Linked DNA regions of Homo sapiens: region 1 is linked to region 2. The links are chromatin loops, found by intact Hi-C in ENCODE. Cell type or tissue: endothelial cell of umbilical vein. All regions are shown on one strand. Region 1 overlaps HPGDS (hematopoietic prostaglandin D synthase). Region 2 has its middle 45 kb from the start of PDLIM5.

Region 1 (5,000 bases), 100 kb before region 2:
CTGAGGAGGAAGTAGATTTCTCCATCTTTATTCTCCCACATGAATTCAAGAAGAAAGAGAAGTAGCTAGATTTTTTATTCAAATTTATGACATGGAGATTTAGGTCTGATTCTCTATAGATGTGAGTCATCTCTTTATTGCTCATGGATTAAAAAAATAGTTTTGTGTCACCAGTTCTTAGTTTCTTTGTGTATAATGACTAAATATTTTACCCACAAAATCTTATTTTTTCTTAAATTTACTAAAGTGAAATGATTCTCTTGTCTTTTTAGATTCCTAAAATTTCCCTCTTTCTTAACCTAGCTTTTTTAAAGCTAAATAATGTAACTGAAGGTAAAGAAATTTATTTTATTTCGTAAGGCTAGACTCTTCTAGTTTGGCAGTTCTTCGTTTCACTATTGCGTTTATAATGAATCATGATCTTGGGCCTTTATGTATTTTCTCATTGGACTACCATTGTGCCTCATTATCAGATTTGTCCATCTTGAATATCATCTACAAAATGCATCATCTAGTTATCCCCTCTTGATATATAAACAAATATTATTTAAAAATTAACATCCTTAGGAAAATATATATAAAACATCCATTTTTTTAATTGTCATCATTTTTCTACTTAAAGCTCTGAAGACCAAATAATTTACTCAAGGCCTCTTTCTTGATAAGAGATGTTTGTTTATATATAAGAATTCTGCCTGTTTGAGTCTTGGTTATGAAATAGAAGCCAAACTCAAAAATATAAAATGTATATATCATTTATTAATATGTCTAAATGATCTATAATGAAATCCAACCTTTATTAAGATAAGTCAGATAGTGGATACTGTACCAATTTGCTGATTTACTTGCTGTTATGATTATGACTTAGCTAGATGGTATATACTACCACAACATAATGCCTTATATTTAGAATACAATTTGCAAAAGCATCCTTACATACAGGTTGAGCCTCCCTAGTCCAAAAATCCAAAATGCTCCAAAATCCAAGACGTTTTGAGCATGCGCATGATGCCCAAAGGAAATGCTCAGGGGAACATCTCAGATATCGGTTCTTGAGATTTGGTATGCTCAACCAGTAAGTATAATGCAAATATTCCAAAATCTGAAGAAAACCCCAATTCTGAAATACTTCTGGTCCCAAGAATTTCAGATAAGGGATACTCAACATGTACTTACATATGTTTGCCAGATTTAAAAACCGAAGCTTATAAAGCTTGTCATTATTTTGACTTTATGTTCTTTCCCTTGTTCTATAAAGTGCTCTGTGGTCAGTATGTTCATAGTTTTAAAGAAAACATTAGTTATGAGTCTTTCTGCTGCTTACACAGAATTTGTAATCCCATTGAAGGGCAGTGAGTCGATAACCATGTGGTGCTTGCCACAGATCTGCTCACCTCAGTTGGCATCAGTCAGAAAAGTAATGGCCAATTTGATTGTTGGACAACTTTCCAAAAACTCCTGTGTGCACTCCTGGCAAATTCTGTTCTTCTAACGTGCATTTCCAGAGCTTCAGGTGCACCAATGTTTGTGTATATGCAGAGTCAAATAAAACTCTTATATCTGTGCTACTGACTTCTCCTTGAGCCCAGATTGTCTTTGTAAGTTTGGTGAATTATTTCAGTCTAATGAAATGTAAATTAATAAACAGTGTAATTAGTATTTAAGTTTCATTTTAAAGTACAATCAACCAAAATAACATAAAGAAGATAAGATTTGATTACACTTCTTTTTTTTTCCAGATATATTTTAAAAAACACATTTCCTGATCCATCCTAGATAGCCACTCCTTTACTTGATGGATTCAGAAATTTCTAGCCTCCCTTTTCAGAGGAGGTTTTTTCACCCTGAGAATTTGTTGCTATGAAAGTTTAACAAATGACTTTTAGAGAGGTTCGTATATTTCTCAAAAGCATTTTCAGATATGCACTACCAAAATTATTTTGTGTTGGAACCACGACATCAGAATGTCCTCAGGCCTTCTCATTCTTCTTCCCCATCCTGTTCTTTAGATGAGGAAATGGAAACACAGATACATTAAATAACCAAAGTAACACTAATGGTGAGTTCAAGGATTGTCATGGTGACCAATATCCAAAGGCATCTTTTGCTTTTAATTCTTTTTTTATTGGAAATGGAATTTTTAGTAATAAATACTGTAAAATTGTGTGTATTTGGTAGATTTTTAAGGTGTATATGACAAGAATATATTCACTATCCATCTTAAGTGCATCAATATTCTGCCTTTGAAATTTTCACCTGACCACAAGATGGCAGCAATGTAGCCCACTACCAACAGTCTAAGAAATGAAATACAGAACAGTGCATTTTTCATTATATATTAGCCAAGTCCTGCTTGTTAATTAGATAGTCTATAGCTATCAGCAATGTTTCTGCAACGTGTTCTGCCTTTGTATGATTTAATCATGAACTTGGATTGCTGTGTCCTTTGAAATTGTTTTTTTGGAATTGGTGGTATGTAAGAGAGTTGTTATTCTAATACAAAGGTAGAGTGTTACTCTTATCATAAATGTTCGAAGAATATTTTCCTCTGGGAGGTGGTCTCTGTTATGGAGCCTCAGCCACAGAAAGGTAGAAAATAGAAAAGTAGAGAAGAGCAAACTGATAAATTGATAGACTGCACATTAGGGGGGTGTTTGGTACATGGAACAAAAATCTTTAGACACTTCTAAATTGGAGAGCATCTGTTTCTACATTTATAATGATATGTAAAATACAGATGCCATGTCTGACAAATAGTAAAAACAATTAACACCAAAGTATATAACACTATTAATTATAATAGTTAATATTTAACACTTCCTACCTAGCCATAGGCACATATGCTAACATTTAATCCTGCCAACATACTTCAAAGTAGAGCCTGTTGTATTCCCACTTTACAAAGAGTTTGAACTATAAATAGGGAGTTAAGTGACAGCTAGTAAGAAGGGAATCAGGATTCAACCTGGCAGTTTGACTCCAGAGCCTAAATGTACTTATGTCAAAAAGTTGTATTTCTATCATCAAAGCTGAGCTTCATTATTTCCTGGCTAGGCCTATATATATACGTGTGTGTGTGGGCAGACCCTACACACCTTACATTTATATCATGGAGTTAGTCAATGTAAATACTTTTGTGTCCGGATATCTCTATTCAAATCAGAAGGTGCTAATTAAATAGTATTTACAATAAATACTAAGTAGATAGTATGTGCTTAAATATGTGCTTAAGTAAATTGATAAGACTGCCTGCTATTTGTGCTGTGGCTTTCGACTATAGGCTTTAGCTTTAACATGTACATAAATATTCATGCGCAGCTGTTTTGAACAGCTGCTTGCACTGTGGTATTATACCCAGTGGTTAAGAACCTGGGGTTTGAGTCAGTGACGATTTGAATTCCTTCTGCACCACTTCTAGCTGAACAATTTTGGGTAAGTTGTTTACACTACATGAAACTCTTGTTTTCTTACTTGGAAGATGAGGATAACAGCAGTTTCATTCTAAAGGAATGCTTAAATTAGTTACTAATTTAAGCAATTGTATACCTAGGTGATGAGGCTATGGGATCTAAATTCAGCTGTCTGGGCTCAGTTCACAGTTCTGTCAGTTGTGTGACTTTGGGCAACTCTGTAACTTCTGTTTCTCAGTGTCTTCATCTGGAAAGTGAGCATGACAATAAAAAGCACTTATCTTGAAGTGGGAGGAGGGCTGACTGAGATAACACATAGAGCTGAGAGTAACACAGGCACATGGTGTGCATTTGATGAGTGTGGTTCTGATCACTTATTCAACAAGTGTGTAATGCCTACTATGTAAAAGGCACTGTGATGGCGGTGGGGGATCAGTTGAATAATACAGACATGATTCCTACCCCACGATGCATCCAGCTTGAGGAGACAAACAACAAACAAGTAATCACACACCACCTGCCAGTCTCTTTAAAATAGAGACTGTGATGAGCGTCCTAAAGGAAACCACTAGAAGCTGTAATAAAGACGTCTATTTAGAATTCTGCATAAAGATGAATAATTTGACAAATATATATCATTTTGCATTCATCTCTAAACCACAGTAATGAATATTTTTAAAAAGATAGAACCCACAAGGAAGTGGAAAGAGAGGAGATAAGAGCAAACAAAATTTGAAGCTAGTAAGCAGATGGGTGAATGGCACCTGTGAAGGGAAAGCCAAGAACCAATCCTATCAACAACACAAAATCCTTAAATGGCTCAGGAAATGACCGGATATGTCTAGAACTGGGGTTAAGGAGGTTTGGGAGGGGATAAAATGAGGATTGGTGGAAAACTATTAAGCGGTTTTAGCATGGGATGTTCTTCATTTTACATTACTAGACAGCTGTCCCTTCCCCATTCTTAGCGGAAAACAGCCTAAGAATTTTTATAAATTTAGAAGCACAATATCAGAAATTTAGAACTCAAGGACTGATGAGAAATGCTTTCTAAAAGTAATGCAGAAAAGCCAAGAGACGGGAAATAGGAAAAGAGCCAACCAACATCTGAATTACTGGAATTCTACTATAATGGAACAAAGAAAATAAAGGGGGAGGAAATCATTAATGAAAGAATTAAAGGAAATGTCCTTGAACTAAAGGACATGGGTCCCAGATTGAACGGAATCACCAAGGAAACAGCACAATGGATGAAAACAAGATCATACCAAGACTCACCATTGCAAAATTTTAGAACTCTAAGGGCACGTGTTTTGTAATCTTTCAGAGTGGAAAAAAAATAGGTCACATACAAAAGGTCAGTAATTACATTGAATTCAAACTTCTCAACAGCCTTTCAAATACTAATGAAAAACTACTTTCATCAGAATTCTACACCCAGTCAAACTATAAACAAGTTTGAGAATAAAATAAAAACATCTTTAAACAAATAAGGCCCCAAAAGCCCCAAACTTTTATTTCCTATGACCAGTAAGCTCTTAGAGGACTGTTCCACAAAAGCAAGGAAAGAAAACAGGAGAATGAACCCAG
Region 2 (5,000 bases):
GCAACAAAATACTCTAAAAGTATAACATTTGACTAGAATGAGATCGATGAGCAATGTCATGGAATAGGTATTATTTTGTAGCCACATCTTACTAAAAAATCAAGTATTAAAAATTATGGTATAATCAAAATAGGCTATAGGAATTATGAGACAAAATTATTATGGCTATAATAGTTTACGAAGGGCCTAAAGGAAAGAATGGCATGTAATGGCTCTCCAAGAATAGACAGGAATTTGATGCATTAAGAGGAATCTCTGGACAGAGGTTTAGAAGTGAGTAGTTAAGGGATACAACCTGAGAAAAGGCACAGATGACAAAGAACATGACAGGTGTGGGATAGTGAAGGAACAAACTTAAGTATAGTAGATAGCCCACCGGGAATTCTAGAAAATAAGACTAAATAAGTAAAATCAGCATAAATTATGAATGAGGACATTTTAACGTCAGACGTAAATTCAAATTATACTTTCATGATATCAAGAATATTTTAGGATGAATCATTTAGTATCAGAATTAAAGCTGGATGAGGGCAGGGATGAGCAGTAAAAACCAGATATACATTTAATACAATAATCCAAATTAAAGTACAAACATTGAAAATAGGGGGACTGGGACAAATACATGAAACATATTACATGAGAGGAATGGAAAGGAACAAATTCAAGACAAATTACACATAGAAAATAATGAAACTTTAAAACGATAGATTTAGACTCAATACCTCTTTCCTCCCACATCCCCTTTCCCTTTACAGCACAGTCTTTCATATATTTGAAAAGAGCTAAAACAGCACTACATCTTTCGTATTTTAGAAGTAATTTCCCCAGTTTAAGTATTCTTCATATGGCTTCCCACATTTCCTGCTGCTGAATACTATGTAGTTTGTCGATATCATTAAACTCTGATGCCCATAATAGAGAAGAGTATTTCACATGTGTCTGACCAGGGTAGAGTACAGCACTGATCTAAATACCATACTTATATTAATGCAGGCAATGTCTACATTGGATTTTTTTCCCTGTAATATCACACAATCAGTTCATATTTATCCTATAAAATCAACTAACTTCCTCAGAAACTTTATGAGGTCAAAGTCAGACCATATTCTAAGTCAGTTTACCTTCAAATATTTTTCACAGACCAGGCTCTAAAAATATTTTAAAATTAAGTATATATATGTATATATATATATATTTTTTTTTTAAAGACTCACTCTAGACATGGGCAAAATTTTTTAAATGTTTAGGGATATTCTGAAATCTTTTAGAGTGACTTGTTTTAGGATTCTCTTGCTGCCATTACGCAGCCCTATCATATGTGGATGCACAAATGAATGTGGTATTTAGTACAAATGATGCTCTTTCACTTACACGATGAGAATTTACTGATCTTGGTTATAGAAACAATTCTAAAACCTCTATTCCTGTTCCTAGCAGACACTTCACCCTTAGAGATCAAAGAATTTGAAGTCGTAAGATATAAATCGACTGGGAATCCAGACATTTTTCTGGACACTCATGTACATGACAGCAGGTTCATTAATAATTAGGTCGTTACACCGACAATTAATCAAGTCATGTCATTTTAATACATGGAAAATAAACCTGTCAGTGACAGCTTAACCACCTTTCATCTTCTTACAAGCAAGGCAACAAATAAATATGACAGTTTAAGAACAGGTGTAAATAAGAGACACGGCTCAGACAGGAATCTTCTCCTCTCCCTTTGCCATCCTCCCCCATCACACACACCTACACTAGTTTTATTTAACACCGTAACTCCTCTCCCATTATGATTTTCTTTTTTAAAAATTGCAGCTGAAAATACTGAAAATCATCCCAATGACCAGTGAGTCAAGCATGTAAGATCAAATGATTATTTTTCTAGTAAATAAGATACAATTACTGGCCAGGCACAGCAGCTCATGCGTATAATTGCAGCACTTTGGGAGGCCAAGGTGGCAGGATTGCTTGAGGCCTACAGTTCAAGACCAGCCTGGACAACATAGCGAGACCCCATCTCTACAAAAATTTTACAAATCAGCCAGGTGTGGTGGCACGTGTCTGTAGCCCTGCCTACTCGGGAGGCTGAGGTGGGAGGATCACTTCACCCCAGGGAGGTCGAGGCTGCAGAGACCCAAGATCATGCCATTGCACTCCAGCCTGGGTGACAGAGTAAGACTCTGTCCCAGAAAAAAAAAAAATATATATATATATATATACACACACACACACACACACACACACATATATATATGTATATATATATAATTACTCTTTGACCTTGATGGGAAAAGATGTACCATAAATTTTATCTTTGTACTTATCATCACCTATATTGCAGGCTTCTTCGGGAGTAAGAACTAGAACTATCTTAGTACCTTTTACATTTTGTTAAATGTAAAAATTTTTTATAGCAACGAACACAACCCACCAATACATAAAAATACAATGAGAATATGTGCCTTTTAACAAGGTAAATGAAAGACTTTTGTGATGTGAAGATGGGATTGGCAATAGATGGTAAACTTGAAAAAAAAAAATAAGTAAAAGAGGCAACTTCTCCGGGATATGCTAAAGTACCTGAGAAGTAGAAAGGACACCACTAGAGGGCGGTAGCCTCCTCGCTTGCCATAACTAGATTCTCTTATGCGAAACTTCCTACACCTAAAGTTGTTCAGTATTTCTTCCAGCTAATACTTGATTATTTTCTTCCTCCCACAGCAAATATCTGTTATGTTGTTTCACTAACCTTGAAATCCCAGTGACTCGGAGGTATAATATAATGCCTAGGAGTGTGAGCTTGAATAGAATATTTAGAACCTATTGTATTTTTATTGCTATTTTGGCCAAATAACTTTGAAACAAGCTGACACCTGAGATTTGGGAGAGATGTCATTTCTCACACCAAGTACTATGCACACAAGTAAAATTTAGTCTGTGGCCTGGCAAACGCTAGTTAAGATTGCTTCTTCTCAAGTCACACTTTGCCCTTTATCTTAGCACACAGGCAGCTGCGACAAGAGAGCCCTTTTGCCGAAAATAGCTTTCCAGCAGCCTGTCACTTTCCCCGAATCCATTAAGAGAGTGGTTCCCAACCTTTCAAAATGAGGACCCTTTACAAGCAAAATTTCACAGACATCTATGTGATAATTCTTGAGCTCTTAAAATTGGAGGTTAATATATCTATAACATCAAAAAGATAGTATAAAAAAGATACTATAATTTCAGTAACACCTTTTAATGAATTAGTATTGTATTAACCACAACAGCGTACATTTAAAAGATAGATAGAAGTACAAATATACAAAATATAATATTTAGCAGTTAACAGTTAAGGCTCATTGCCTAAGCAGGTTCATGAACCCCTGATGTAAACTCATGGTCTACCCCTTACGTACCCCACAAGGTCTGGGGTGTGCAAAGAGGGAATTGTTGAATTTGTGTATTATCCCACCAGACATCCAGTTTTAAGATGGAAACATCCTATTTTCTCATTTGACTTTTTTTAATACATCACAAACTCTCAGAAATGGAAAATGTGTATCTTTCTGCATACAATTAAGAAAGACCACAGTTTCTGGCATTCATCAGTTAACAAACCTAATCTAAGTTTGTGTGTAGCTGCTTACATATGATCTTCTTGTGAAGATTTACCAGGGTTCACATTTTTAAAATATCCATGAAAGTTTGATCTCTCAAAGACGTCAGTTCCACATACAGTGTGTCAGTATGACCTGAAAAAATTTCTCTGGTGTCCTAATGAGTACGTAACATGCATTCTTTAGCTTGAATTTCCTGTGAGTTTTGACATCATAGATTAAATATCTCCTGGCATATTAAAAGAGTATCTGGAGTCATGTAGCTCTGAAGAGAGCCAAGATTCCATAGCTCATGTTAGCTGACAGTGAAACTCCACCACTTAATTCTGGGAAAAGTCAAATTCTATCTTGTACCAAAGTCACTTACTGTACATACATTCTGCCCCTGCTTCTCATTGGAAGTGATCAACTGAAGGACAACATTTTAATTAAATAAAATAAAATGGTTATGTATTTAATTTAATTAAACATTCATGCTAGTTTAACTGTTATCAAGGTAAGATATTAAATATAATAGGATCCTATACAGTACTAAACTGAAGAAAATAAACTTACTCAAAAGACAGCATTCAATTCCTATGTCAATTAAGAAGCCATCATGTAAGATAGGGAAAATTAATTAATTATACTTTTCTATGTGTTGCTACTTTTCTACAAAACAGAAGTGATTGTTCTTATCCTTGTTAAATATACACATTCTTGTTAAATACAGAAAGGGGTTCTATGAGTCAAAGGCTGACAGAGAAATATAGAAGCTTGTCTGGAACCTACACCAGTGCTTCCCATCTATTTAGGTACAAGGTCCTCTTTTGAACATGCTAACTCCACAGTCTTTCACACTGGCAAGTCTGGTTTACGTATGCATCTGTGGGCCCTCGTCAGTGAGTAGAACTCTCTGGAATTTGGAGGCCAGAGTTGGGAAGTGCTGATCTGGGTTAACCTTCATTTTCTGAGGTCTGGAGAGATTAAGTGATTTGCACAAAATTACACAATTAACTAGGGTAAGCTACAGCTAAACTACAAGTCTCTTCAAGCTCTGTCTCATACAATTTCCACCACCCCCTAAATTATAGATGAAAGTACACAGAGTCACAGAAAGAAGATTCCTATGCTAATTCGGAGCACTGTATTTTCAGGCAAATTTATCAGCTAAGTGCTGAGAGCGCTACTGCACTTTAGATCTGGAAACGCAGAAGGGTGCTCAGGAAACTTATAAATAGAATGGTTGCAGATAGTTTGATGTCAGCTTTAGGACATAAATAATGTTTAGCAGGTGTCAAATCAAGGCTTGGTTCTGTCTGACATTTTCATCAGTGACCTAGATAAGACATTGGCAATCTATGGAGCTAAAGTCTCTCAAAAGAATTTTACATTTTCCTTCTGCTGTCTCCTGCCCAC

The links. Peaks named below come from ENCODE experiments on the same cell type or tissue, not always from the same donor. Only the 100,000 strongest peaks of a DNase experiment are listed, where the experiment ranks them.
Region 1: it touches region 2 in a loop (2.9-fold over the local background); 37 of 110 quality-filtered maps call a loop at or near these places.

What each region holds. Positions count from the first base shown.
Region 1 is chr4:94,302,300-94,307,299 of GRCh38, forward strand. The region is part of intron 4 of HPGDS (hematopoietic prostaglandin D synthase); the gene reads right to left. Among named protein-coding and RNA genes, the nearest start is that of HPGDS, 38 kb to the right of the region's middle. In endothelial cell of umbilical vein, a CTCF peak has its summit at 2,265 (motif pointing right); DNase peaks (open chromatin) are centred at 2,272 and 4,612; H3K27ac peaks cover 423 bases.
Region 2 is chr4:94,404,259-94,409,258 of GRCh38, forward strand. No RefSeq gene overlaps it. Among named protein-coding and RNA genes, the nearest start is that of PDLIM5, 45 kb to the right of the region's middle. In endothelial cell of umbilical vein, a CTCF peak has its summit at 2,595 (motif pointing right); a DNase peak (open chromatin) is centred at 2,613.